2 separate regions of the Mus musculus genome follow, and region 2 is linked to region 1. The links are chromatin loops, found by intact Hi-C in ENCODE. Cell type or tissue: left cerebral cortex. All regions are shown on one strand. Links, peaks and the distances in the headings refer to the core of each region. The heading gives the core; the rest is flanking DNA.

Region 1 (8,000 bases), core at 1-8,000:
TGCATGCTAAAGTAAAGCCCCAGCCCTGCGGAGCCAACCATCAAAGCCGACGGTAATCCGGGAACAATGCTCCATGACAATGTTTTTATTTTTATTCCCTGACAGGTGATAGGTGCGGCAGAGCTGGCTGGGTTTTGAGAAGCCCACTGGGGGAAACTCAGCTTTGTCCTTGAGCAAAGCCAAGGCCATCTGTCCATTAAAATAAATACATATATATGTATATATTCATATGTGTATATATAAATTTATATGTACATATAAGTTCATATGTATATATAAATTCATACACACACACATATTATGAAAACACCAACATCTCTTACTTCAGCTGCTTGGAAAACAGTAAATCTCCTTTTCTACAGTGACCAATAGGGATAAACAGCATTATGAAGACCCCAGCCAGACCTAAGGCATTCTCTTGGGTGTTTGTCCCTCTTTTCCTAACAAGCATTAGCCTAGTAAGCTGGCGTAGGAAGAACATAGTACCTGCACTACTGAGATAAATGCCAGCGCATTAGATAAAACAGAATCTCCATCTTCCTGGAAGACAAAAGAGGTCTGTGATGTTGTCTCAAGGTCATTTGGAGCAACCCACAGCTACGGAGCAGAGACACAGGAAAGAGTGAACTTCCCAAGGCAAAGCTTAGTTATGAAGGGACCCTCCATCCCAAATTCCAAGGAGTTGAGAGGCCCTGGGCCACCATTTGGCAGGATGCTTGCCCTGTGCTGCCCCCTGTTGGCCAGTGGCGCCTCTGCAAGGTGTAATGGATTCCCTGGGTCCAGAACTCTGGTCAGTTTGCAGAACTCTGTACTCCAGCCTGAGCAAAAAAAACAAAACAAAACAAAACAAAACAAAACAAAAAAAAAACAAACAAACAAACAAAAAAACCTCTGAAAATGCATTACAGTGAGAGGGTGTGTTTTTAAGTGGTAAATAGGAATGTTTTTAAAGGGTAGGTATTTTAAAGGGTAGAGGATAGTGTTTCCTCTAACATTAAACTACAGATTCCCCTTAAACCTTAGCCACTAGATACCTTCCTGGAAACGTGTCTCCCCGTGCCTGAAACTTCAGAGAGTTCATTGCTTATAAACTAAAGTTTAAGTTATAAATTAGGTTCTCTAGGTTAGCTAAAACAGTCAGTACTATAGTATGTGAATCTCAACATGTCACTGATTTTGAGATTCATGCTTCTCGTGAGGAGATGTAGTGTCTACATGAGATGAACTGAGGAAGGCTAGTGTGCTGACACAGCACTAGGTGACTCTTGCAGAGTCACTTGTACACAGAGTCACTGGTACAAGGGTCACTTGTACACAGCATGGCAGTACTGGGATGCATTGTGACAGCTGAGATGGTTACTGTGTGACTGTGTGGCTGCAGAGAGGGCAGAGCACACAGTGTGTTTACACTGCGCAAAGTGGTAGTTCATGTCCCAGAAGGACAAGGTTTCATGGCACTGCTGAGGTTGACTGCGTGTGAAACATATGGGTTTCTGGAATTCCTTTAGTATTCTCAGGTCACAGTTGGCCCTGGGTAATTCAAGTCACGGGGTAGAAAGTCACGGAGGAGGGAGGTAGAGGCCACGGTGCCTTGATTCCCTTACCACTCTCCAACATTACATGTCTTTGATGTTTAAGTCAGCGTAATGCTATGTAGGCCAAGAGCCTCAAAAACATGATCCTCCTGCCTCAGCCTCCTGAAAGCTGGATGGTGGGTGTCATACCACCTTACTGCCTCTGATTTTTAACTTATTTTCTCTTTTTCTTCCTTCCTTCCTTCCTTCCTTTCTTTCTTTCTTTCTTTCTTTCTTTCTTTCTTTCTTTCAAGATTTACTGGGCAGAAAGAGGTGTGAACAGTATCAGCGCTCATAGCAGCATTTGGGGCCAGTGGCTCCCCTTGTTCCGGTAAAGGCCCTGTAAAACCCTTGTTAACATTTAATGGGTAAATGTGGCCTTAGGTTTGGGGAAGATGGAATAACTAATTGACATCTCACAGGATAAGAGGGTTGCTTAGGTGAGCCATCCTTTCTGTTGGCCTGGCCTTTCCTTCTAGGCCTTTATAAATCAGCACCCACAGAGAGCAGACCACAGCTTGTCAGAGCCAAAGTTCACCCGGAATGCCTGGGCCACCACTGGGCACGGGTAACCTTGTCTGCTCACTAGTATAGTGACTGGAGGTCATATGAGCTGCATCAGTACATTTAGACAGAAGTTTCTCCATAACTGAGACTATGCTACAGGTCTATAGGCAGATGCTCAAGTGATTCCTTAATCCCTTGCTAAGTTACATCTTGGTGGCCCACATGTCTGTTTTAAAGTCACCTGTCCTCTCCAACCTTTGCTCTCAGTACTCTTCCTTTGAGATGTTTGAAGACGTGGCAGGGTCACCCTCAACAGGGTGGCACAGGGAAGCCAGGGTGTTCAGGATAGGGTGGGCTGTAAAAAGTCATTACAGCCCAGGTGCTGGCTGAAGCAAATGCAATTTCTTCCTGTGGAGAACTCTGGAATGCAGAACTTTGAACTTGGAAGTTACCTTGGAAAGAAGGAAAGTCAAGGGCATATGAACCCACCTCAGGCTTCCAAAACAATACACACACCAAAGAATGCTTGCAAGGGATTAAGGGGTCACCTCGGCATCTGCCCACAGGCCTGTGACATTTACTCACAGTTGGTCACCAAGAGCCAACAAATTTTGTTTGTTGTGAAATAAATTTAGATGTAGGCTCTTTTTTTTTGTTGTTGTTATTGTCTTTGTTTGTTTTTTGTTTTTTCGAGACAGGGTTTCTCTGTATAGCCCTGTATAGACTGTCCTGGAACTCATTTTGTAGACCAGGCTGGCCTTGAACTCAGAAATCCGCCTGCCTCTGCCTCCCAAGTGCTGGGATTAAAGGCGTGCGCCACCATGCCCGGCTAGATGTAGGCTCTTAGAGGAGGAAAGGGTATATAAAAAAGCAACAATGCCTCAAAATAAGCTATTTTGCATTATTCATATCCTAGAGAAAAAATATTTTTAGTCCTCTACTATAAGAATAAACAAGCTAAAATTGCTTCGAGTCCCGGCAGGTGTTTATCTTTGGGGTGTCATCATACAAGCTGGTGTGTCTTTAAGCGGTAATAACCTCCAGTGTCCCGGCAGTACATTTCTGAATATATTACGTTGCTGTTTAAAAAATGTTCCTGAGCAATCAAGTTGATTTATTTTTGGCATTTTTGTTTTTGAAGCAAAGGAGAAACAAACATATTATGCCAGAAGGTAAATGAGAAAATGTTTTTATGCTCTGGGAGATGAATGATGCTTTTCTAATAACAGACCAGGGGCTGGATGGAGGAAGTCTCAGGTGCCCCATATTCCAGGTCTACTATTTTGGATCTTTCACCTGGTGATAATCTCTTACAGTCTGAGCTGTGATGTCATCAGAGTGCAGCCCGACAACAACGGAGCCACAGGCCTCTAAGAACCCCACCTCACTGTCTACAGCACCCCTTCTGTGAGCCCCCGGCCCCTTCTAACAGAGACTCTGGCTGTCTCTCCAAGGCTGAAACATGCGTTTTTGCAGCTTCTGCCTTTTCCTCATGCTTGGGAAACTTCCCTTCTCTCTGTTAACAAAGTTGGCACAGTAGCACAGGTCTGTAGTCCCAGATACTCGGAAAGCTGAGGCAGGAGGATCACTTAAACTCAGGTGTTTGAGACCAGCCCAAGCAACACAGTGAGACCCTTTTTTAAAAAAATGCAGTAGGTGTGGCACCTAAGCCTTTAGTTCCGGTGCTCTAAGAGTTCCAGACCAGCTGGGACTATTGAGACCCTGGCTCAAAGAAAGGAAGGAAGGAAGGGAGGGAGGGAGGGGAGGTGGCTATTATTATGTATGTATTATGTTAATTTCTCTTTGAGCACAAATGTGGCAGGTGCTGATCAGAACTTTTCCCTTCATGGAGGGCGACTTATTTAAGTGATCTGAAAGCTATCTTCTTCTTCATTGCTGTTTTATGCAGCTCCCTATTTCTTAGTGGACATCGTGATGCCTTCCACCCTTGCCACTACAGCAATGACTAAAGTCCTTTCCCACCAGTCATTTGGTGTGTGGACACCTGGGTTTGCAGGAGAGATGCTGGTAAGCCGATTCATTGGGTCAAAGTGATAATGACTGAGACTGAGCCAGGCACAGGGGTGCACCTGCAACCTCAGGAGGTGGAGGCAGGAGATCACTTTAGCCCAGAGCATGAAGCCAGCAAGATCCCTTCTCAAGACATATTTTTGATAATTACAGTCCCTGTTTCCTCCTTCCCAAGTCATCCCAATTCACACCCCTCAGCCGCGCCAGGATGTGGGCTTCCTTCTTCCCCCGCCTTTGTCAAAGCAGCTCCCCGATGGCTGCACAGAACAGCTTCTCGCTGTGGTTTCCATGTGTTTTGCTCCCTTGACTGCAGTAATCAGCTCTTCACTGAGAGAGAGAGTCAGACCACGTGGTTTTCCTTCCCTGCATGTGCCCTGACCTTGGCCCACCTTCCCATGATGTCACTGGCTTTATTGGTTTGTGGGAGCTCATTGGGAAAGGAGCCCTTAGTGACATGAGTTGCCCTGCACTCTTTTATTTCCACAAGACAGCACAGCATGTAATTATGTAACCACGTTACTTGGTCTTATCTTTTATGGTGTCTGGGGCTGTGAGCTACTAAACAAGCCTCCTCCATACCAAGATTATAAATAAAATTGTTCGTGTTTTTCTTCCTCTTTGTGGCCTTATTTTTCACACTTAAATCTTCCAATCATCTGGAATTTGTTGTCACACAGGAGCGAGATCCAACCATATTTTCTTCCAACTGGAGACCCAGCTGTCCTAAAACCAAACAGCCAGCTGATAGCTCGGTGCCTGCTTTAAAACCTGAATTCCACCTACAGTGATCTTTCTTGTGCTGTGGTATTTCTGACTCTACATCTGTTTTCCTACCCATCTTCCTGAGCTTCTACTTTGCCTATAGGGATGTGGGCATCTCAGGCCTCCATCCCCAGAGGAGACGGCTCTGGGAATCCAGAAGAAAAGCAAATTCCCCACACATTCAGGAACCATATATGCAGTGGTGTAGAATATGCACAGAACCTCTCGTACTCTCCTCTAGACTTCAGCCATCTCTCCAGGCTTGCAATGTGACCTGACCTAGCCATGCTCTGTATGCTGCTGCGCCATTGGGAGTCATGATGGGAGAGACTGCACACTCTGCCATGCAAGCTTTCTCAGATAATCTTGCAATGCAGCCGGTTGGCTCTGTGGATGCACAATCTGCAGATCAGAGGAAGGTTGAGAGCACCACCTCTGCAGCGGGTACTAAATCCTGCAGCTGAGCTGGTGGGATTTGTGCAACCCTCTCACAGATGAGCCTCTGCACTTCCTGGAATGCACCCCCCACCCCCTTCCCTGACCCACAGGTTTTTTTTTTTTTTTTTTTTATTTCAATCCCATAGATCTCATTATGGGTGGTTGTGAGCCACCCATGTGGTTGCTGGGATTTGAACTCATGACCTCCAGAAGAATAGTCAGTGCTCTTAACTGCTGAGCCCTGGAATGTACTTTTTCTACCTTCTTTAACTCAGGAGGTGAGTGACAATGGAGGAAGTGCCCAGAGAGGCAGGAACCAGGGCTGGCTTCAACAGCATCTGCAACAATGGCCCTGCATGGTCCCCTGAAGCCTAGCTTCCTTCTAGTCAGCATAAGCTACCTGACCCCCATTTTCTCACAGGGCAGATGGGGGTGATAACTCATCACTGCTGTGAAGACTGCATGGGATAAACAAGGGGCCTGAAGCTATGTGATCTTCGAGTGGTAGATGGAAACTGTCCCCCCTTCAGTCACCTCAAGTATGGGGGGGGGGGTCACCAACCACTTCCCTCCCTGCCCCTTCCCTGCTTTCAGATGTGGCCATGGAAGAAATAAGTTCCTGCAGCAGGACCAGCTTAACCTCCCATGTAGGATGCTGAGTGGAGGATCTCTAGCCTCTTTCTCCCTCCCTCCCTCCCCCCCCCTCTCCCTCCCTCTCCCACATCTCGAGAGTCCTTATCACCTGTCCCTCCCAAAGGCAGTAAGACTCAACAAGCTCGACTTAACTCCATCTTCAAACATCTTTTACAGACTATGCCTTGGTCAGAACCGTAGGAGACATGCCTAGAGGGAGAGGACTTGAGACTTGCTGTGTGTTACCTGTGTGTGTTTTGGCCAGCCTCAACTCCAACACTGTGTCCCTGTACAGAGCTAGGATTTGTTACAGAGGGTCCCCTGTATGGGCCCACTTCCACGTGGGTGGAGCTGTGAGAAGGGATGCACCACAGGTGGGCTTTGCCTGAAGAGCAGCCAGGTCAAGGGCTGGGTACCTGGGAGAGGGGCTGCTGCTCAAGGGAACTGATAAGATTGGCCCCAGCCTTGACCCAGGACATAGTTCACACCCCTGATGCCCCCTCACCCCTTCCTGCTACTCAGCCAGCTACTCAGCCAGCCCTCCCTTTTCAGTATCCTTGTTCCTGTCTCTTTCCACTCTGCCGCCTCAGCTGAGGCCCTCCTTGTCTCCTGGAAGCACCGCAGCATGCCTGCTGGGCCCTACATCTCTTACTTGCTACAGTTTGTAACTTAAGTCGTCCGTCACCCCCCCCCCACCCACCCCCCCCCCGTGGCAAAGGCTTGCTCCTCAGGGTGCTGCTATTGGAAGGTAGTGGCGCCTTTGAAGGTGAGACCCAGCTGCTGGAGGCCTTTGGGTCACTAAGTGTGCACACGGAGGAGACTGTGGTACTCTGACCACTTCCTTTTTCTCTCTTTCTCGCTTCTCAGTAATGAGGTTTTGCCCACATGCCCCTGATACACTGTCACCTGGTACCCCACTAGAAGCCTAAAGCAACAGGTCTGCCTGATCATGGACCAGCATCTCTAAAACTGAGCCAACCCTTTTTTTCTTTTTCGCTTTATTATCTCAGCTGTTTGTTTTTTATGACTTATTTCCTTACTTATTTTGTGTATCAGGCGGTAACCTTGTATGTGGAGGCCAGAGGACACTTGCTTGGGGTCTATTCTCTCTTTCTATTGTGTGGGTTCTGGGAATCAAACTTAGGTCCTTAGGCTTGCCAGCAGGCACCTTTATCTGATGAGTTAACCTGTTGGCCCAGGTATTTGTTACGGTAAAGGCCAACTGACTAATAACATCTTCTCTGGAATACAGGAGGGGATCACTGTACAGCTTTAGAAATCAAGAAACATGTACTTCCAACACTCAGAAGGATCTCTGTGGGTTCGAGACTAGGTTGGTCTACACAGAGAGTTCTAAGACAGCCAGGGTTACATAAGGAGACTCTGACTCAAAACAACCAACCAAACAATATGTTACTGGGGTGGGATGCAGCTTGGTGGTGGAACACTTCCTAGAAAATCTGAGGCCCTAGGTTCCATCTCCAGCATGACAAGACAGACAACCACAAAGCCCCTCTGGTAGCTCTCTGTAGACTCGACATTATTCCTCTCCTCTGCCCACACAGCCCTTACCTAGAGTCCACCCCCATCCTGGAAAGGCTCTCGTCCAAGGTGCCTGCCTATCTTTCTCATCTACAGGGTGGAGTGAGGGCTCCCTCATCCGAGCTACTTATGCATCCTGTCACGGGCATCTGCCCAGGCCACTGTGGCCACGCTCCACATCCCCATGCTTCCCTTGGACATGCTCTTCTTTTGACACAACACCTGGATTGGGCCATCCTCAAAATCTTGCCCATTCTCCACAAGGCCTGAATGTCACTTTCTCCTTCAAAGGGGTGTTCTCTTCCTCCCTCAACTTCAGGCTACCTCACGCTGGAAACTTTGCTTCTCATCTGAGGTTCTATCCCCATATTAGTTTCCCCAGACACTCTCTCAGAGGGCGTGCCTCTTAGCTCTCGGCGCCCCAGCACTTCTAGATTACACTCCTACAGGCCTCCTGTAAAAAAGGGTCATGTGGCCTGGTTCTTCATGGTGTATCTGGCAGAGAATTGGTAT
Region 2 (16,412 bases), core at 5,241-13,240, 54 kb after region 1:
TCTTCCAATCCATGTGTTTGGTGTCTTTCTACTTTTTTATGTCCTTAATTTCTTTCAAGAGTGATTCACAGCTTTAAGTGCATGCTTTTTAGCTACATGATTTAAAGAATTCTTATTACTTATGCTTTTCAATGCTATTATGAATGGTATTACCTATACCAATTTCATAGTTGTCTTTTTGAATTGTTTATTTATTCAAGTCTACAGAAATACAAAAGGATTTTCATGTGATTTTCCCATACTACAACTTTCTTGAGTTCATTTATTGTATTTCAATTTTGTGCATATATTAATCAAATTTTGATATGTAAGATAATTTTTTAATTATTATTATTATTATTATTATTATTATTGGTTTTTTGAGACAGGGTTTCTCTGTATAGCCCTGGCTATCCTGGAACTTACTTTGTAGACCAGGCTGACCTCGAACTCAGAAATCCACCTGCCTCTGCCTCCCAAGTGCTGGGATTAAAGACGTGTGCCACCACGCCCGGCATGTAAGATCATTTTTATGATCAGAGATTTCAAGACTTTAATATACCATCTACTGTCTTCCAGCCTTCAAGGTTTCTGTTGAGGACTCTGCTTAATCTTACCCAGCATGCTTTGTACATGACGACATACCTCGATGCTCTCACGACTTCCTCAGTAGTGTGGCTAGAGTGTCTCCCTGGGACTCTCTTGGGTTTTTCCCACTTACAGTTCACTGAGCTCTGTAGACTCACAAATCCACAAACTTTCCTCAAATGTAGGAAATGCTGGCCACAATGTGTTTCAGTAGTCTCTCTGCTCCCTTCTCTCTCTTTTGGAGCTCCCTCCCATAACACATATACTGGCCCTCTGATGGTGCTTTATGATACTAGCCATGATGAGCATATTAAATAGCAATCTCTAAAACTATTAAATAATAGGATTGATTAACAATGGACCAATAGGAGTAGAATTCCTTTTCTTTCTGTTCTTTTCTGAAATAGGTTTTCACACTATATCCCAGGAGGCTGGCTTTGAACTCATAGAAAATCTCCTGCTTTAGCTCCCAGGCACTGGATTACAGACATGAGCAACTATACTCAGCTTGGGGTAGTAGTTCTTAATATTTTAAAATGTAATTTATAGATATAGAAAAATAAAACAAAACTATAGGCTTAAATCAATTAGAAACATACTAAATTACTAAGAATCTCAAAAATACAAGCAATACAACCAGGAGAGACCTTCCTATTATAAATATTACAAAAAATTAAACTGAATTAAACCACTTGCCAACTGTCTGTACTGTGTAAGGATCTATGTGACAGAAGAATCAATATTCCCACTCCATAAAAGTTTATATTCTTATGGTAGAGGCAGGTTTTATATAACAATAAGTACTAAGCACATATAACTACAACTGTTACGTATCAGTTGAAAATAAAAACGTATTTTACATGATTTAGCATACCAGAAAGGAAATTACAGTATACAGTACAGAAAGTACATGATTAAAATTATACAGGAAATGTAATTTTTGTACACTAAATGCCTCTGTCAACTAAAGAAAATAAGGACAGAAGCAAATGAAAGTAAATGCAGAGAAAGCTAGGGAGAGAAGCATAAGGGACTCTGCATGAAAGAGCCTCATCTTCAGGAAAACTGAAGCATAAACAGAGAGGAACTATAGAGCTCTGAGGAGGATGAGGAGACAGGGAGACACTGAAGACAAGGCTAGTGCTCAGACAGCACACATTTATATGGCATCCATTTACCAGGCCACGAAAGTTATTTCCAATGGAAAAAAATGGTTATATTGGGGGGGGGAGGGTATGGGGGACTTTTGGGATAGCATTGGAAATGTAATTGAGGAAAATATGTAATAAAGAATTAAAAAAAAGAAAACCTTTAAAAAAAAGGTTATATTAATCTAAGAATAAAACTTGGGAGAACAGGCAGGGCAGCAAGAGAAGAGAGAAAATGGAACTGAGTATACCATTAAGAAAGGGAAGAGACATGACCAATTAGACAGATATTCCAGAAAGGCTGTATTCAGATCTGAAGCCAGGAGGAGGCTGGGATTGAAAGAGAAAAAAACGGGGTAGGGGACTGAAGGTTTCAGTCTCACCAGGGAGGCCCACTATTTAAGCAGGGAGCATATCTCAGAGAGAAGTTATGTTTGGACAGCTACCGATGGAAGAGGGTTTACTGATGCTAATGTGGTTAGCATGGAAGAGCTGAGGCTCAGTGGAGTTAGTGCAGCCAGCGTGGTGAGGCTGGAGTACTGAGGAGATGGGCAGGAGATGGACTGGATGAAGAGTGGCTTGCCACACTTTGCCTTTTAGCTTTGGAAGTTAGTTTATAAAAAATAGAAAATTAGAAAAATTTTAAGAAAATAGACTCTTTGTTTAATTAAGCCAATTTAATCTAAAGTATATTTACCTTATGACACTAAGGAAGTTAACCTCATTATTGTTTGTTTTAAAATTACATTTATTTATTTATTTATCTACCTATCTTTCTACCTGTCTATTTTGTGTGTGTGTGTGTCTGTGGGGCCTAGGGATTGCCTTCAAGTGTCAGCCTTGCGGACAAATACTTCTTACCTGCTGAGTCATCATCTTGCTGGCCTCTTGGTTCTGGTTTTGAAATAGGATCTCACTCTTTAGTATAGGCTAGCCTCAAACTCATGGAAAATCCTCTTGCCTTAGTCTCTTGAATGGTGGGATCACACGCCTGAGCCACTATACCCATCTGGGGATGACTATGACACCATTTTTATAGGATACATAAAAATCAGAGTGAAGGATGGAACCATGTGGAGCGTGCCTTACTGAGGAATGGTCTAATGGCTAGGCTAAGGTACGATTAAGTATAATAAGTGTAACTTAAATCATAAAGATGTTACTGAACTAAAATTATTATTCTATTATTGGTAATTAGTTTTATAGTTATCAAAAACATATAGTTATATGAAACCAATGTAATAAAAAGTAATTGCCAAATGTAAATTCTACACAAAGATTACTTAAATCTCTGGGCCTTCTGCTATCCTCCCAATGATTTTAAGTTACAGTTCATCTCATAATTTAATATGGCTGAAGACAAAGGATATCATGCATTCATTTATGTTTGAATCAGATATGTGAAAAACATCCATTGTGAACTTAAAAATATTAAAACACTTAAATTTTAAAAGTTTAATTTTTAATGTTCAATGTACAACAATTGTAAATTGAAACCAACACAACTTCCTTCTATTAAGACTCTTTCAGCAATAAAATTGTCCCGACTGAAAAAGTCACTTTCTGATTTGTAAATAAATTCTATTTCCTCACTGAGGTATGAACAAGGAAAACAGATAAAGTATATTATAAAAGGTATTTAAAATTCCTATGCAACAGAAAATATAGCCACAATAGAGACAAAGAAGAATGAACAAAATACAAGAAAATGAAAATAATTCATTAAGATATTTTTATGACTCTATTAGGCTTACCAGACACTAATTTTTAGGGATAAAAATAGTATTTTTTAAAATAGTATTAATGTAAGATATTAACTACTTACTGTATAAGGGAAGCTCTTTCAAAGTACTGAATGGCTTTCTCGCAGAACTGTGTATCAATGTAATAAGCTCCAAGCCATTCAATGACTTCAATGTTAGAAGGGAAATACCTGTATGACTACAGAAAATAAAGAAGTCAGCAATTCAGCTTCAGTAGCAATACAGAATACACTCCTAATTAATTTATCTATTAGGTGGACTTACTTATAAAAAGTATGAGCTAGTAAAAGAATTTTACGAGTTTTAAAACTATACAAGACTTAAAAAACTTAGGTATACTTGACAGTTTTCAGTTATTTTTGCTCTGAGTCATAGAAAATATTTAAAAGAATCAGGTGATGCAAATCATGGTTGAAGAAAATGAGTTAGGGGCTGGAGAGATGGTTCAGCAATTAAGAGCACTGGCTGCTCTTCCAGAGGACCCAAGTTCAATTCCCAGCAACTGTCTGTAATGGGATCTGATGTCCTCTTCTGTCATGCAGGAATATGCAAATAGAGCACTCATATACATAAATAAATAACTCTTAAAATGAGTTAGTATTTTTCATTTTCATTAAAATGAACCAAACTATAGTTTAAGAATGTTTTGTTTTAACTAAATCATTATTAGTTTTAGACTAATACGCTTTTCTAAAGTGTTAGGGCCTGTTCCTTTAAAACCTGTACAATGTCAGAAATCGAAAGGCACATGAGACAGCACGCCTACCTCATAGTAATATTGGAATGCCTGGGACTTGTCTCCCTCACTATCGTATAACTCTCCCAGTTTAGACAGAGCTTGGGAATCAGTTGGAACAACGCTGATCAACTGCATCAGCCATTCAATAGCTTGATTGGGATCTTCCATTAACTCATATCTTGGACAATGTCAGTTAAGAAATCAAAGTGCTTTTCCAATATAGTAAGAGGCATTAAAAACATAACTCGTGCCTGCTTTTCTAACAGTGAGTGGGGAAACTTAAGAAAGCTGAGTGTTACAACAGCTGAAGTGACAGCAGTGCTCCATACTGCGCATGCACAGAGATCCAAGCGCAGGCTCTCACCACACACAGCACACAGCCCCACGAGTGCCGGCCACGGCACTGAAGGACTGTGAGGATTAGAGTTTTCAGAGAGCTATATTCACTATTCCTATACACCCAAAGGCAACAACCCTAATTAGTCCTCACTATCCTACAGGAGTCAGAGTTAATACGAGGCTAAAGTATTTAGTTGACTTTCAATCAGAGCTATGTTTACTCAAAATGTCCTCAATTCCTTCAATTATCTTTTTAAAAAATTAACAACTAACTAATTTTTTTAATTTTTAAAAGTTTTTCATTTTTTAAGTTTTAAATTTTAACAAATTCCTCTTGGGATTCAAATGATCTTTTACCAAATGAACTACTTATAGCAGTTTAATCCGTTAAGTTATCCTCAATTATCTCCATGGTTAATATTACTTAATAATTAATGTTCAATTTCCAACTGAGGAATTAATAACGTCCTTAAGCTTTCAAGTGAGATACATGTTTGCTATCTGGCAAAGAACTTGAGCGCTGTTCCGAAGGATCGCGTGCAGTTTCAGGAAGGAGTCCAGGGCTTCATCCAGACGGTTCAGCTTCTTATAGGTGAGGCCTTGGAAAGAAAGAAAGCAGCAGCACTACTGGCAGAATTGTACTCAAAGTGACTGGATCAATATGTAAATATATGCAGATATTTATCCCCAAGAGAAAATGAAAGTGAACTGAGGATTTAAAAAAAAACAAGAGGAGGTGAGATTTCTCCTAGCAGATAGCTACCGACAGCCCCAGTGAGCTTTCAAGTGTGTGCGGCGGGGGAACCAGCCAGTGGACTCAAAAGTGGAATAAATACTTCAGATATGAATCCAGCTATAAACATAATAAATAGACATTTAACGTTAATGGAGATGAAAGGATAAATGTGACACTTGATTGACTGCTCATGTTGAGAACAAACGCAGGTCCTTATTTCATTACAAAAAAGTTCAAAAGACGTAATAGCAGAAGCGAGGGGAGTTAGGAAGGGGAAAGGGACCAGGGGAGTGGGGACATAAGAGAGTCGGATGGGACTGAGGAGGTAAATATGATAGAAATACATTATGTTCATGCAAATGTCATAATAAAACCTATTATATATGATTAATACTTACTAATAAAATGTTTTAAAAATTAAAAATTTACTTTTAAATTACACAGAAAAAATAAAGCTGTAAGAATCTAAAAATATCTAGAATTTATAAAGCAAAAAAAAAAAATCAGCATGTAAATAGGCAGTTAAGCTTTCTAGGAAGGCCTGTGCCCTTCTCTTTCATATGCCAGTAAAACCCTTTGCAGACCTCAGATGTCACACGCTCCGTTCCTTCTTGCCATCTCTCGAAAGGTGCCTCAATTACACCTCATCTCAAGGCTTGGCGGTGGGCCTTTCTCCCTTTCTGCCTTTTTGTGCCTACCAATCAAAGGGCTTATAGGCTCTTTAAGTAGGCGCTGGGGATCAGAACTCAGGTTCTCTTGCTTGTGTGGCAGCAGCCATCTGCCCAGCACCCTCTCCCCTAGCTTTTACCTGCAAATTGCTAAACACCAGGAAATAGTTTATAAGACCAGACATCCAAAGAAAAGTAACAACATAAAAAAGACAAGAAACAAGCAAAAAACACAAACAAAATTCATAATCAAGCAACAACACATGCACAGAGAAGCATAATTTAAAAGAAACATCAGTACTAAAGAAACGAGGTCAGTATTAAAGCCATGTATTTGTTTGGAACAGCTTGGAAGCAATAGTGCCCATATCTGGCAACCTGAAGGACAGGAGGAGGAAGAGGTGGGGAAGGGCCTTTGTGGCTTGCAATGGTGCAGACAATACAAATGAATCTGAGAGGCTGGAGAAGTGGCTCAGCAGTTAGGAGCACTGGCTGATCTTCCAGAGGACCCAGGCTTGGTTCCTAGTACCCACATGGTGGCTCACAAACATCTATAATTCCAGTTCCAGGGGATCTGACACCTTGCTCTGGCCTCTGTGTGTTCCAACCACACACGTGTTGCACAGACAGGCATGCAGGCAAAACACCCACAGGCATAAAACAGAAAAAAAATTATGAGACATATTTGGCATTGTTAAAATGTGTCAAACTGTGGCACTAAACACTTAGTATATTTGACTTTTTTTTTTTAATTAAAAAGAAAGATGGATTTTTTTTCCTTCTACCTATTTGGGAAAAGTTTAAAAGCATCATCCCATATAATCAGAAGCTTGGGGACATAGTGTTCTAACTGTGATAGATATAGACATTAGAAAAGTCTTCTTGGAGAGCAACATAACACTGACCCAAATTTTACATAGCATGGCTTGTGAATTATCAACTCCATTTAGAATATCTGTTACTTTTAAAAGAAGGCTGGCAATTCCTTAATGCACTCTGCCATGTTGAACTTACCAATGTTATACAGTGCTTCAGTACAGGAAGAGTCGTTTCTCAGGGCCTCTTTATAGAACTCAGCTGCCTTCTCATAATCACCATTTGCAAAAACTGTGTTCCCTTTATTAGTGAGAGCTGACGGGTTATATCTATCCGAGTTCACAGCTAAATCTGCATAGCTGCTGGCTTGGGCAAATTCGTTTTCCTAAATGAAGTATAAAAGATAGACTTCATTTCTTCAGGTCTCTTCAGAATGTTCAGAGATTACTGAAATGACTTTCTGAGATGATAAACAATGATGAGCAAAACAAATATTTTAAATATCTTGGTTTTCCCAGGCTATGTGTAGCTGTCAAGTTCAAACAGCCAAGCTTCTCATGGCTGGCTTTCCTAGTCTCATGGTTTGATAACAACAGCATTTATATGTAGGTGGTTCCATGTTCCACGCCCTACCCGTGTCCTCATTTGCTGTGTACTGCCTTCCCACCTGAAGCACTGAAATAGCTGGAAGGGCCTCAGCTGTCCCCTGCTTTGCACCTTGCTGCCTCACCCACTAGGAGCCTGCACTTACGCCTATGTACTGCCTTCTCTTTCTCTCTCAGCCAGAAGCTTGATAGGGACCTTATCGTTCACATGAGGCCTGTGGAGGCCTTATTTCATTAGGGCAGGGCCAGGTCAGCTCGGTGAAACTGAGAACCCCTTTAAAATGCCCAACTCAATGACAAATGCTCCCCGGCATTGGGCAGTTACCACTATTGCCTCCCTCCTGGACACTTTCTTCCTCTGCACAGAAACCCTGTGTCCATTAGCAGCAACACTCTCCTCTCTCTTCTCCCGTTTCTGGATTTCTGTATTCTTTCTATTTCCCTTCCTATCCTGGACACTGGATGTTAAGTGGGATCTTTGAGTAGGGCCACTTCTTTTTTTTTTTTTTTTTTTTTTAATAAGTAAATCTTTTTTTTTTTTTTTTTTTTTTTTAAAGATTTATTTATTTTTATTATATGTAAGTACACTGTAGCTGTCTTCAGACACTCCAGAAGAGGGAGTCAGATCTTGTTACGGATGGTTGTTAGCCACCATGTGGTTGCTGGGATTTGAACTCTGGACCTTCGGAAGAGCAGTCGGGTGCTCTAACCCACTGAGCCATCTCACCAGCCCGAGTAGGGCCACTTCTACTTGGCGTGTTTGTATGGTACCATGTATTAACAATCTGTTGCTTCTAATGGCTGACTAAGGTCCAGTGGATGGATATACCATATCTGGTTTCCCCCTTGTTGCTGGTGCATCCTCAGGCTGCTTACATTCTCCTTTTGGTTGTTATGAACAATGCTGCTGTGGACATTCATGTCTGAGTCTTTATGTGCACTCCAAACCACAAATTACACAGAAATTGGTACCACCAAGTAGAATGCAGCTGAGAACAAAACTAAAATGTATAGCGTTGTCTTCTGGACAATAAACAGAACTCAGAAGAGGGCTGCTGAGAGGGCTTCAGGGGTGGGGAACTCGGTGGAGACCACAGAGGTGGGAAGGAGCTACTATCTGAGACTAAGGGGCAAATCAAGTCTGTAGTTGGAAGGCAACTGGCATATGTGGCACCCACCTACTTTCAGGAATCCCAGTGATTGACATCTAGTAGGCACTCAATGAATTCGTGTTACAGATGGTGCTGTGCAGCTCTAAGTCGACAGCACTTCCTTTGTCACTAACATGATAGGTCGAATGTCTCTAGTTCAGCTTGCAGCAGTCAGTCCGTCATTCTCTGGTGCCTTCCTCACTACCAGTCTCCCCTCATTTTTAAAGGGACAGTCTTCTTCAGCCCCTTCAGCACTGTCAGTCAGGCCGTTGGTGCACCTCAGTCCACTTACAGTTTGCACCAATCTTCTTTGGAGGCCTTTTCTTAGGCAGATTTAGTAATGCAAAACTATCATATGAACAACCCTTAGCTGTAAAAACCAAAACCTACCAGATAATACAGGAACGAGAGGTTGGTCGCAGCTGCACTCTTCACTCTACTGTCCTTCTTCTCAAACATTTTCAATGTGTCTACAGCCTAGAAACAGATTGTCTGAAGTTACTACCACTGCCATACAGTAGAATGCAAAGGTGTGGCTGGGGAAGGGTCTGTGTGGAGTGGAAGACAGAGGGCATAGGAGGGAACAACAGTAAATTCAAGAAGAACTTCATTTAAGATAAGATCTCACTAAACAGAAAAGGTAGACATTCTATAACAAGAAATAAGAACTGAATTTAAGAGCACACAGATGGATTTAACAGAGGATTAGACAGAGCTGAAGAAAGGACAGATGACCGGGAAAGGCCAGCTGTGGACCCTGAACCCTGTGAGTCAGGGAAGTTTCCTATTCGTCCTGCACAATGGCTGGGATGAGGACCTCATACCTTTTACCTGGCACAGTCCAATTTCCTCCTGACAGAATATGCTGGGGCTTCTGGTTGCAGCTATTACACACCAATCTACGGACTATTTTCCAATAGAGAACAACCAGAAAATTTACATAAAACACTATAAACAACTTGGAAGGCGCTGGAGAGTTTGAGGACCAAGATCCCACAAAACATTCTGAATAAGATACAGCTAAAGGATGCATATATTTAAAGAAAGATGTTCTTTAAAATGAACACAAAAGAGAGGCAAACACAGGGATGGGGCTTCTTTACATGTAACTGGGGTGCTAAGAGAGAAGAAAAATGGGTGGCTCAACAGCTTTCAAAATCAGTAACAGACAATAATTCTGGGAATGGTACCAAAATACTATCTAAAGTAGATAAATATAACTTCATCTTCAAGTCCTGAGAAAGTACACGCTTGGGCACCTGCCAAGTCTGATATAATGCTACTCAAATGGCATGCAGAACAGTAGGCACCTTACATGAACAGCATGGAGATCCAACTTAGAAATGCCTTTGATATGAGAAGGAGAAGGTGGAAGGGAGAGTGGGCTTTATTTTCATCCTTTTAAAAAGCATACATTTATGCTTGGCATCTTGGTATCTCCTATGTACGGCAAGCACTTGTGTCCAAGCAAACATCTGTCCTCATTTTACTGCTGCCATGAGCTACACCTGCCACAACTAGCCAGAAGAACATGCCGTGCAGCGCTTGATTCCAAGGAAGTACCAGGCAGCATGCTGGTTCAGGTTTAGTTAAGAATAAGAGTTTTAAAAACCAGATTCCAAGGCTAGAGGTGTGGATCAGAGGTATGATGCCTATCTAGAATATATAAAGGTCTTAGTTTGTGCCTAGCATCACAAATCACAATTTTGGTTCCCATATGAGTATGCTAGTACTCTTTTAAAGGGTTTTCATGGCCTTACAAAACTGTCTGACATTTCTAGACTAGCCTAACACTGGATAGGAAACATCCAAACATCATACCCTACCTTTTCAGGCTATGGAAGGAGGATAACAGTGAGTTAGAGGCCAGCTCGAGCTTCAGAGCAAAATTCTGTCTCAAAGGCAAAATAACCCCATGTGTGTGTGCACAACGGTGCTTAGTTTTGGATGAACAGTTATAAAACATGAACTGACTCTAGCTGCATATGTATCAAAAGATGGCCTAGTCGGCCATCACTGGAAAGAGAGGCCCATTGGACACGCAGACTTTGTGTGCCCCGGTACAGGGGAACGCCAGGGCCAAAGGGGGGGAGTGGGTGGGTAGGGGAGTGGGGGTGGGTGGGTAAGGGGGACTTTTGGTATAGCATTGGAAATGTAAATGAGCTAAATACCTAATAAAAAATGGAAAAAAAAAAATAAAACATGAACTATGGCAATGTACTATTAACCTTTTCTAAAAGTAAAGTAAAATGTAAAAATAAAATGCCAAGAGAAAATAGATAAATACAATTTTTTTCTACTGTGTCATCTATAACAGTATACTCCTTCATACACATAAATTATTTTTCAGGTCCCAAGATCACTCCAGCAAGAAAACAGAGACCAATTAATTTGTCTCACATCACATGATTCTACTGCAACAGAACTTACAATAACTGCTTACTTATTTATTTGCTTGTTTGTTTGTTTGATAAAGGGTCTCATGGGGCTCAGGGTGACTTCAAACTCACCAGTAGCTGAGGAGACCCTGGATTTCTGATTCTCATTTCCCCAGTGGTGGGATTACAGGCATGAGCCACTGAGGCTGACCATGGCATTTTAAAAAAGGATTTGCTTTTATTAGTTTTCCAAATGTGTGTATGTGTATGTCCCTGAGTGGCTCTGTGCATGTGATTCCCTGGAGCAGGATTTATGGGCAGCTGTGAGCTGCCAGATCTGAGTACAGGGAACCAAACTTGGAACCTCTGCCAAAGAAATACATGCTCCTAGCCTCTGAGCCACCTCTGCAGCCCTAACAGGTGTTTTAATGGGTGGTAAAATGACAGCAGATACAAGGAGTTTCTAGAAGGTTTTAGAGGTACTTAGGACACTAGCCATCAGTTTTATAACCTAGGAAACCCAGTGTATTCTGCTTGTTCTACTTTGGCATCCTCTCTTTTTCTTAAAACTCTGTGGACTTCGCTTTTGTCTCAGCTCTGCTCTATTTGAGCGAGTTCTAAAAGGCTGACAGTGCTCCACTCCATCCTCAAGACAACAGGTGGCAGTTGCCAGTGAGGGGATCCCAGAGTTCTAAGCCAGTGTCTAGCATGGGGAGCCCATCTGTCATGAGAAACATTTGAAACAGCCTCAAGAAAAGCTGTTCCACACAGGACAAAATGGAAGCACATCAGACTGCTATTTGGGATCCCTACACACACTGGCTTCTACAGGCCTTAGCCCTTTGCAGAACAGTCTGAAATTTTCAGGCCTGGACCAGAATAAGGTTTTGTAACTTAACAATATGTTATATATGGAAGGTATTTACACTTTAACAAACAGAACCAACATGTAGAAGAAGCTTGTCAGAGTTATGGGTGAGGGTGAAGCTCACGGGTAGAGCACTCTAATAGTATTCTAGAAAGGAGTTTCCCTGGGTCAACTGCCTGGAGAATGTGGTGGCACTTACTTGGTTAAAGTCCTTTTGTCTCAAGTAAGTAATTGCTTTGTTAATCTCCAGGTCGTTGGCCAGCTCCACATACTGAGAGGCTTTCACTACTTCCACACACCTGTAAGAAGGGCGAGACACAAAGCGGTACTTGCTTTATTTCAGTTATTTTCAGTTCTTTCTCTCTCCAAGTGTGTGTGTGTGTGTGTGTGTGTGTGTGTGTGTGTGTGTGTGTGTGTGAGTGAGTGTGTGTGTGCCTGCACCGTTCTGCTGGGTTCACACAATTGTGTGTATTCGTGCACATATGGAGACCAGGGATCAATGTCAGCTGCCATCCTCCTATCATTCTCCACTGAGACCATGGAACTCCTACAGAGAAAGCATTAATTGGAGGTTTCATTCCAGGTTCAGAGGCTTAGTCCATTATCAGCACCTGGGGGAGCATGGCAGCAGGCATGGCAGGCATATTGCTGAAGAAGTAGCTGGGAGCTGATCCTGATTCATGGGCAGAAAGAGAAAGCCTGAGCATGGCATGGGCTTTTAAGACCTCAAAGCCCATTGCCAGTGACACACTTCCTCTAACAAGGCACACATCCTATCCCTTCTAGCTTTTCCAAGAGAGTCACTCCATGGTGACTGAACATTCAAACAGACGAGCCTATGAGGCCATGCTTATTCAAACCACCACACATGTCAATCTTAGAAACAATGATAAAAACAACAGAAGGCATTACACATGCGGTCATGGATATTTCATTAAATCTGCTTCAGTGAATAAAACAAAACAATATGTGGCACTGAGGGTGTGGTTCATTAGTCCAGACCATAATTAAAAACATAGAATCCCCTTCTCCAATAGAACCTTTTCCTGAAAAGTCCCATATATAAAAGAGTCTTTCTGTTTGAAATAGGGATAGAGGACTTGAGCCCCCCCTCCCCCACTTGCAATATACCTCACTGAATGACCATCTGTCCCCATCTGAAGACACGGCTCATGAAAGTTCAGTTCCAAAAGAATAATCTGGGAACTCAGGTATACACAGCAAATATTTTTTTTTAAAGATTTATTTATTTTTATTATATGTAAGTACACTGTAGCTGTCTTCAGACACTCCAGAAGAGGGAGTCAGATCTCATTACGGATGGTTGTGAGCCACCATGTGGTTGCTGGGATTTGAACTCCGGACCTTCGGAAGAGCAGTCGGGTGCTCTTACCCACTGAGCCATCTCACCAGCCCCCACAGCAAATATTTATGAAATGCCTATTACATGTCAGACATTATGTTTTGGTACAGGGACTGCAAGAGTAGATACAATACAATGCCTCACCTGTGAGGAAAGAATAGTAAAGCAAGCTCTTTACAAAGAAGTACAAGAAGACAGGTGAGAGATCAGAGATTCCACAGATACTGTAGCTCAGTGTGAAGGCCAAGTCTGAACGACTTGAAAAAAAGAAAGGTCTCCTAGGATGAATCAATAACACTCTAAGGATGTGTAAGGCCAGCAAGCTGGGCCTATTTAAGATGCAACTGCTACATGGAGCAGAAAGCACTCAAAACATGGAGAGAAAGATGTCCTGGGAAGCAGACAGAAGGTACATCATTTAGAGCCTCTGTGGCAAGACAAAAAGAATGCACTCGGCACCCTGAAAGTCCCAGACAAGGATTGAAGATGCTACCAAATATGCCAATTTGCACTGACAGTCATGGAGGTCAGAGGATAGGTAGATAGAATGGACGAGTCTTGAACAAAATGAGGTTTATATCTATATAGGTAGAAAGAGGAGACAGGCAGCCATTCAGAGAGAAAGGGAGGCAGAATTAGTGGGTGGTCACTGAGATAAAGGACATGGAGATAAGTTTAGCTCAGACAATCAGGTAACTAATGGTCCCATCATCTCTGATGTGCAATTCATGATGGGGTGTGTAAGTACACAATAACAGGGCTAAAAGAGAGGTTATGCTTGGGGCTGAAGAATCAGAATTACATTGATAGAGCAGACTGAGCTGGCCTATAAGACAACACTGAGTCTTAGAAAAAGCATTTGGAACTGACTAGATATAAGAGACAGTAAGAGGCACAAGTGTTGAGGTGAAAACTTTCTACCCAAACTTCCAACACAGAATGGTGAGGCAAGTTTCTGTTTCCCTCAGCACAAAACCTAGTTGTTATATAATTTTATCCAGTTCTGCCACTGACTTGATGAGCACAGGACTACCCTACACTTCAAGTCCCTGTTGTGAGGGGTAGGCTGAGGTTCACACTGCAGCCCCATGCTGCCTCAGAGAAGAGGCTCTTGTGAGCTCCTCAGGTTCCATTCCTTGCTATCACGGCACTCAGAACTGTACAAGTTTATCACAAAGAGCATTCTGAGGACACAGATGGAGAATGTGATGACGGCTCAGTGGTTAAAGCACTCACTGCCGGACCATTTGAGTCGGATCTCCACACCCAACCTAAAGGAAGAACAACAGAATGGACTCCAGAAAGCTGTCCCCTGACCTCTCTATGCACACCATGACATCCACAGAAACATTCACGTATAAATAAAGAGAATGTGGTTAAAATCTGGAAGGGTCCTTAGCAAAGGAATGTATTAACTGGAGGAATCTGGGGTCTTCCACCTTAAAGTTTAGTTTAAGTATTTTGGTGTGTGTGTGTGTGTGTAAAAGACTTCAGATATCTGGAATGTAGAGAATATTCTTCCTTCTACTTAGAATACTCTCTTACCCACTTTTATCTTTACTAATTCTTTACTTCTCAATCCAGATATCAATATAAGATTTCTATGGCCCCAGTTTATAAATTAGGCATTCCTATTAAATGAGGGACTAGTACCTTATAAATAAAGTGTCACTTTATGTCAGGGTACTGATCACTTAGATTGCTTTGTTGTTGTTAATATATTTATCAACTTAATTCAACTGAAACTTACTGAATTAAAAAAACTTCAAAAAAATTTGACCTATCATTGGCCTCAATGAACAAGTATTTCCTTTTTTTGTGGCCACTGGCTTTCTAAGCATAACACTAAAATCATAAATGATAAAAAGACTGATTAATCTCATTTCTAAAACCCCTCCTGGAAAACAATTTGTAGTAATTTCTTGCTGGATTAAAATTTTTTCAGTATGAAGACACCTGACAAAATAATATAAAATGTAGAAGGTTAGAGGGAATGTAGTCATGGTTTCTAAAGTCGGATTACCAATGAAGCAGTCTGTGTATCAATTTATATTGTACAACTAAGTGAGCATACTGTTGAAAGCTTTGTCCTCTAAGACTAGAAACTAAGCAAAAATATCTACATCATCACTTCTGAGCATTGAAATAGATGCACCAGAGTGCTGGTTTGCATATGCTTGGCTCATGGGAAATGGCACTATTAGGAGGTGTGGCCTTGTTGGAGTAGATGTGACCTCGTTGGAAGAAGTGTGTCAATGTGGAGGTGGGCTTTGAGGCTCCACCGAGTGTGGAAGAGTCAGTTTCTCCTGGCTGTACTCAGATCAAGATGCCAAACTCTCAGCTTCTTCTCTAGCACCAAGTCTGCCTGGACACTGCCATGCTTCCTGCCATTATGATAATGGACTGAACCTCTGCCCCGATTAAATGTTGTCCTTTATAAGAGTTGCCTTGGTCATGGTGTCTCTTCACAGCAATGGAACTCTAATTAAGTCATCTAGTAAGGTGAAGAAGCTCAGATGGGCATGGTGGGAGAGGCAGGAGGATTGCAGTTTGAGGCCACCCTAGGATACACAGAAAACTCTGTCTCAAAAATCAACAGCAGGCAAGGGAGATGGCTCAGTGAGTAAAGTGTTTGCGCAAAACCATAGAACCCAGATAGAAGCCAGACTGACAGTGTGAGCATCTCAATCACAGCACTCCTGAGGAGACCAGAGAGGAGGAGGACACAGAGAACCCGTGGAAGCTAGAGAACCAGCCCAGCTGACATCAACAGTAGAGGGGAAAGGTGAGCCTTCTCTCTCTCTCTCTCTCTCTCTCTCTCTCTCTCTCTCTCTCTCTCTCTCTCTCACACACACACTTTTTAAAAATAATGAAAGAAAAAAAAAGCTAGTTTGTTAAGTGTGGTGATCCCCTGCAGACTTAGAAGCAGGCAGGGGAAAAATGTTCCATGAAGAGACACTGGGCCAGGACTTCTAGAGTCTGGCCCAGATCATTTCACTTTAGCCATATTTAAGCATAACCCATTTTGGGGGAAAAGAAGTTTTCTGATGATAATGAAGTCAGCCCTGTGAGTAGAACACAGCATTTACATGTCACATTACTGTCTCTGTTAAACACTACATGCTCACACTGAAGCTCTTCGCAAGGACACATGGCTTCATTTGTAAGCTGGGCTCTTGGTGACTTAGAAACAGTGCTTAGGATAAGGTCTAGGAGTAGGAGTGAGGTAAACAATGCCTGTGGGAGTCAGGACTGACCCAGCCCTGAGATA

Evidence for each region. Hi-C counts contacts between places; a loop is a spot of excess contacts. Peaks named below come from ENCODE experiments on the same cell type or tissue, not always from the same donor. Only the 100,000 strongest peaks of a DNase experiment are listed, where the experiment ranks them.
Region 2: a loop joins it to region 1, with 7 times the contacts of the local background. A loop is called at or near these places in 2 of 42 quality-filtered maps.

Annotation. Positions count from the first base shown.
Region 1 is chr14:57,526,093-57,534,092 of GRCm38, reverse strand. The region is part of intron 2 of Il17d (interleukin 17D); the gene reads right to left. Among named protein-coding and RNA genes, the nearest start is that of Il17d, 5.3 kb to the right of the region's middle. In left cerebral cortex, for the core only: a CTCF peak has its summit at 734 (motif pointing left); DNase peaks (open chromatin) are centred at 4,408, 4,598, 4,811, 7,584 and 3 more places; H3K4me3 peaks cover 563 bases; H3K27ac peaks cover 4,320 bases.
Region 2 is chr14:57,468,640-57,485,051 of GRCm38, reverse strand. It overlaps Ift88 (intraflagellar transport 88), which reads right to left. Exons shown (of 26, transcript NM_009376.2): 15 at 11,978-12,077; 16 at 8,923-9,009; 17 at 6,975-7,161; 18 at 5,047-5,155; 19 at 4,245-4,395; 20 at 3,541-3,656. Among named protein-coding and RNA genes, the nearest start is that of Il17d, 48 kb to the left of the region's middle. In left cerebral cortex, for the core only: no CTCF peak of the experiment used is centred there; DNase peaks (open chromatin) are centred at 7,424 and 9,792; H3K27ac peaks cover 1,437 bases.